Regions from separate parts of the Homo sapiens genome. Here region 1 is linked to region 2. A link is an interaction called in ENCODE POLR2A ChIA-PET data of the cell type or tissue named here. Cell type or tissue: GM12878. All regions are shown on one strand. Each heading gives the region's core, and the rest is flanking DNA. Links, peaks and the distances in the headings are about the cores only.

Region 1 (2,921 bases), core at 148-2,647, 61 kb after region 2:
TGAAGGCAGCTGAATTCTCTAAGAGTAGATAACAAGGAAGTGTAAGAGAATTGATCAAGGTAAGTTAGTTTACTTAGGCCTCTGAACCTGGGGGCGGGGCGGGGGGCGGGGCGCAACCATATTAATTACCTACAAGTGTGTTGCCTCAAGGCCTTTGTCTTTATATCTGTACTGAATAAATGACTGTAGCGGCCGCTTGTCAAGGCTGCGGCCTCTGTGACTCTTTACGGCATCCTCCTTGATGTCTGTGAGTGGCTCGGTCCCCTAGCCGCGCGGCCAGGCAAAACACCTGTGTCTGTGTACGTTTTTTCATCTGTCATTTGGCCAGGGTCTGCTGGGCGGGCCCGGCAGAAGACGAAGAGGATTTTTTTTCCAATCTAATATTGGGATTTCTGGTCTTCCTTCTTTACATAAAGTATATTCCTCCATTCCAGTTCCTTAGAGCACATACATCATCCCTGGTTCCCTGGTGTAAAAAGTTGAAGTATTTTGCTCCAGTTGATCTAGAATGTGGTCTTCTTATAAACTGTTAACAGATAAACCCAATGCCACAGGATTCATCTTGGACCAGGTTGCAGTATTGAGTGGACTGTGGACATAGATAACAGGTGATACATGTGCCTCACATTTATCATCCCCAAACTTCTTGGATTCGATGCTCTCTTAGGCTCCTTCCAAGACTGCCAGTTTTAGATCCTATTCTCTGCTCATCCAGTCCTACTCATTGGTTCCAATCACTAGTTCTGTTCTTTGTAAATCATTTTGCTTTCTCCCTCAAGTATAAGGCCAGGCCATTTTCTTTATCTTCTCTTTGGTCTCTGGAGAAGCATGACTTTATTCTTTTTGGAATTTGAGTTCACCAACATTTAGCTTCTGTTCAGAACTGCTTTCCATGACTCTGGGAGCCATAACTCAGCTCATGGCTGATGGACTGTTGTTGGAAATGTGTGGCCTCAGCATATGTTATGCCATCAACTTCACTCAGCTGAATCTCACCTGTTCTTTCTGCCTACTTCTCTTTATTTATTTTTCCTGTTTCCCCTTTTGAACTCATATGACTTTTAAAAGCTCTAGTTCCATTAAATTCTTTCCCAGCGGCTCAGGCCATTCCAGCCAACACATCATCAGCTGCAGGCTGTTGTTTCTTCTTTAAAAATTAATATAACCGTTAGCATCTCTTTACTTAATTTTAGTTTGTCGTTTCCGGCTTTAGAGAACACAAATCTATAATGAGGATTAGGGAGGAGCTCCCCCTATGCATACACAGGCCACAGGCCTTCTTTCCTGCACGCTTTAAATCACTCAGCGGAGGCTCCTCCTCTGTGGGTTTCCCCACTCACTCCACCCCCACCACAATAGCTCACTAATTAAACAACTGAATTCAAAGGTTCAAGTACATTCCCAGCATACACACTATGTCATTAGGTTTATGCAAACAAAGTAGTTTTACTGAATTTATACTTTTGACCTGTTATGTTTAGGCAAACACTTTCTTCCTAAAGCCTGCAGACTCTGGAGTTCAGAAGTTCTGAAATTCACAGAAGCTGAGAGTGATAGAAGCTTGGAACTATTATACATGCCCTCTGATTTCAAAGTTTATGTTCCTAAAGCATTGATTGCCCTAATAATTAGTAAACGTTAGAAATTTATATTTGGTTTACTAATGCTGTGTAATTGTTATCTTGTTTGTAAATTGGAATTGTATGTGACTTTTTTGGGGGGGGGTTGTTTTTACTGCTAAGAAAATATGTCAGTGTCCACTGCTCTATTAGGTTGGTACAAGAGTATTTGCGGTTTTCACCACAATTAAAAACCACAATTACTTTTGCACCAATGTAATATTTAATGTCAAGCAAGTAACTTAAGCTCATTTTTCCTTTCTAAAAGGTTATTTTTGTGTGTACAGGCACAACCTGACTTGATCTCGTAACTTAAGCTCATTTTTCCTTTCTAAAAGGTTATTTTTGTGTGTACAGGCACAACCTGACTTGATCTCTGTGATTCCATATTAATTTCCCTATGCCTTATTTTCCTCACCTAAAAAAATGAAGACAGTACCTCATGGATTTCTCTTGAAGAATAAATAATAGAAACCATTGTAGCACTCAGTAAATATAAATTGCTGTACGAACATTACTAAATCACAGCCATTGTGCTGTCTACATAAGCACTTTTCATTTGGGTTCCTTGCTAATGCATTAATCTGTTGCCAGAGGTAAGACCCTGCAACCGATGTCAGAAGTGGATGAATTTGTTTCCCTGAATATGCCTAGCTTTTAAAGGCTATGCTTACTGATGAGAGGCATAACTTTTTATTATTATTATTATTAATGATAAACACAGCTACTCTGTGAACACAAGCATCTCCAACATGCAGAAATAACCCCTCTCTGTCCAACTGTTAACTCTGATCTTCTTTTAGTGGCTGTGGTTCTGTTTGGTAGGTCTTTTGTTTTTTTATTTTTTTATTTTTGAGACAGAGTCTTGCTTTGTCATCTAGGCTAGAGTGCAGTGGCACAATCTCGGCTCACTGCAGCTTCCGCCTCCCAGGTTCAAGCGATTCTCCTGCCTCAGCCTCCTGAGCAGCTTGGGATTACAGGCACGTGCCACCAAACCTGGCTAATTTTTGTATTTTTAGTAGAAACCATGTTGGTCAGGTTGGTCTCGATCTCCTGACCTTGCGATCCGCCCGCCTTGGCCTCCCAAAGTGCTAGGTTTACAGGAGTGAGCCACTGTGCCTGGCCTGTTTGGTAGGTCTTGCTTCCAAAATAACATGAGGAGGAGTGGAAACTGTTAGCTCTCTCACCAATTCAAATGCCAATAAGATGCCCCAGGCCGTCAAGGCTGGCTTTTGCCTAAGCCCCTCCTTCACATTTCTCACTGTTTTGACTACCAGAAGGAAAGGATGTGTGGGGCACAGT
Region 2 (2,921 bases), core at 94-2,593:
CACAGTTGCTCACACCTGTAATCCCAGCTGAGGCAGGAGGATCGCTTGAGCCTGGGACTTTGAGAACAGCCTGGGCCACATAGACCCTGTCTCTACAAAAAAAAATTTAAAAAATTATCCAGGTTTGGTGGCACATGCCTGTAGTCCCAGCTACTCAGAAGGCCGAAGAAGGAGGATTACTTGAGCCCAGGAAGTTGAGGCTGCAATGATTATGCCACTGTACTCCGGTCTGGGTGACAGAGCCAGATCCCATCTCAAAAAAAAAAAAAAAATTGTGAGAATAACATGAGTTAAATATACATAATAAAGGAAGAACAGGAAGAGAGAGACAAGAAAGGAAGGTAAGAAGCAGAAGGAGAGGAGGGAGTGACAAGTAAGAAAGGGTATGTTTATAGTATATTGATATAACAGCTACTCTTACTAGAGACATTATAAATTAGAGACACTGATAAAATTATCACTATTACTTTAAAAAACATAACATTGGAATTAGAAGAAGTAAGGGAAAAGAAAAAATATAGAACTTGCTATAGAAATCAGTAAATACCTTGTATTTCTTTTTTTTTTTTTTCAAGACTAAAGACTATCTTTTAAACTAACAGCTGCTGCTTTAAAGAAAAAAAAAAAAATCCACCCACTCTTCAAGTCTCTGTCTATTTGTGATTTCCCAGCTCCCTGGAGGCCTGGTGAATTGTGTGGCATTTTTGCACAGAAAGATTACCCTGCTAAAAACTAGTGGATCACAGCCTGGGCAAACTTCAGCTATCACAGCTATCACAGGGCTGTCCAATAATACACCTCTGTAAGGTGTCGTGGTGGTTCCTTGGCCCTTCATTGTTATTTTTCACACATGTTGACTCTCACAGACTTACAACAGCATACTTTCATGTATGACATGACTGACACCTTGACAAAATCATTTACAACCTAGTTCATGACTCCTTTTAGTACAATACCTGAACCAGACCTACCCAGTTACTGGAATATGATTGCAGCAGAATTCCTATAGGTTTAAAAACATGCTGATGAATACTTTATTGAGTAAACATTTTATTTTGACCACTTAATGTAGTTTAGAAAGTGAAATCTATGTTTGTGTTAATAACAACTACTTTCAAAATATCCTTTTATATCACTCAGTAAGTTAAAACGATTAATGCATACTGTGATAATTTATTGTGTGCCAAAAATTATGCAAAATACTTTTATCCCATCAATATTATCTCATTTATTAATTTATATTTTATGATAACTTTGCAAAGTGTCTATTATTATAATACACACTTAGGTAAAAAAAGATCTGGAGTTCACAGAGCTTTAATAATTTTTCTAAACCCTCCCACCTTTTCAGTAGCTAATCTAAGAATTGAACTCACATGTGTTTGACTCCAAAACCCAGGTAATTCCATTGTCCCACAATATGCAGTATTGATTTTACATTAAATTATTTCCAAAGTATATAAAAGTAACTATATGAAAGATAATGGTACAGACCCTAATATTTTTCCTTAAAGAAGTAGATAGTAAGGTTATTTAGCTGGAAAGTATGGCAGATTATGAAAATGATTTGGAGCTACCCTCATGAGAAATGTATTTGAGTATCTCTAAGGAGTTCATAATCATGGTGAGAGCCCAAGTGAAAGTGGCTGACACGAACATATAATAGTGCAGTAACTGGAACCTCGTGGCACTCAGGCCGTTCTGGACATGGAAGAGATAGAAAGCATGAACAATGGAGCTGATCCCTGCAGTGAATAATTCTAGAGGGCTGGAGATGCAAGTCAAATGGAAAGTCTGAAGTTCACATGTGGTTACATCTACCTTTGACTCTCAGTTGGCTATGATGCCCTGCAAAGTAGCTAGTGGAGGCATCACCCTGAAAAGTCCTGGCCTCCACCACACAGCAGCAAAACAACTCACTAGCACAGGGAGACAAAAGCTCATCACTACAAATTCTTGCAAATAACTCACCCCAGGATATGAAATTTCAGAATCAAAATCCAAAAAATCTGTGAATCAACTATACCCCCACCCTAGAGCTTGAGCCTAAAATAGTCAGGTATAAACACTCTTGGTCACTGAAGTACGCATTTTTTTAACCTCCTAATATGGAACAAGCTTAGCCTTCCCTCTGGAAAACTGAGTAAATAGAGAAAAAAACACTGAAGTTATTATTATTATTATTATTTTTGAGACAGAGTCTCACTCTGTCACACTGAGTGCAGTGGCGTGATCTCGGCTCACTGCAAGCTCCCACTCCTGGATTCACGCCATTCTCCTGCCTCAGCCTCCCGAGTAGCTGGGGCTACAGGCGCCTGCCACCACGCCCTGCTAATTTTTTGTATTTTTTTTTTAGTAGAGACGGGGTTTCACCGTGTTGGCCAGGGTGGTCTCGATCTCCTGACCTTGTGATCCGCCGGCCTTGGCCTCCCAAAGTGCTGAGATTACAGGTGTGAGCCACCACGCCCGGCCAACACCGAAGTTATTAAAGACATCACCATTCAAACTAAGGAACCTATCTAACTATGTACTTATGAAAGAGTTACTCCTAGAAATAAGCAAAGAGTTTAGATGATGTTAAATTTATGTTCTTAGCACGGTTTCTAAGTAAATGATTTTTTGTCCATAAAATTATTCCGATATTAACCAAAATAATTGGTAATTTAAGTCCTGTTATAATTTTGAGTAAATAAATTATTGCCTCCTAAATTTTTATGTTTTTACAAGTATGTAAATTGGTAATATGTAATATAAAGGGAATGTATTTTAAAATGTTAGATTCCACAATTATTTGAAGTAGAAATGCAGGTTACACTACAAAGTCTACTTATTTGAAATAGTATGTAGAGAAAGCATGGTTATTGGCCTGTATTACTTTTCCTAATTGTCTCTTTTTGGGGAAGCTTTGTCCATAGTTGTAT

Evidence for each region. ChIA-PET counts read pairs that join two places held together with the same protein. Peaks named below come from ENCODE experiments on the same cell type or tissue, not always from the same donor. Only the 100,000 strongest peaks of a DNase experiment are listed, where the experiment ranks them.
Region 1: POLR2A ChIA-PET joins it to region 2 with 21 read pairs; 2 of 35 experiments call an interaction of 5 or more read pairs at or near these places.

What each region holds. Positions count from the first base shown.
Region 1 is chr7:126,656,220-126,659,140 of GRCh38, reverse strand. The region is part of intron 7 of GRM8 (glutamate metabotropic receptor 8); the gene reads left to right. Among named protein-coding and RNA genes, the nearest start is that of MIR592, 400 kb to the left of the region's middle. RefSeq lists enhancers at 880-929, 1,110-1,159, 1,470-1,539. In GM12878, for the core only: no CTCF peak of the experiment used is centred there; a DNase peak (open chromatin) is centred at 1,300; H3K27ac peaks cover 2,081 bases.
Region 2 is chr7:126,717,502-126,720,422 of GRCh38, reverse strand. The region is part of intron 7 of GRM8 (glutamate metabotropic receptor 8); the gene reads left to right. Among named protein-coding and RNA genes, the nearest start is that of MIR592, 340 kb to the left of the region's middle. RefSeq lists an enhancer at 88-137. In GM12878, for the core only: no CTCF peak of the experiment used is centred there; no DNase peak of the experiment used is centred there; H3K27ac peaks cover 713 bases.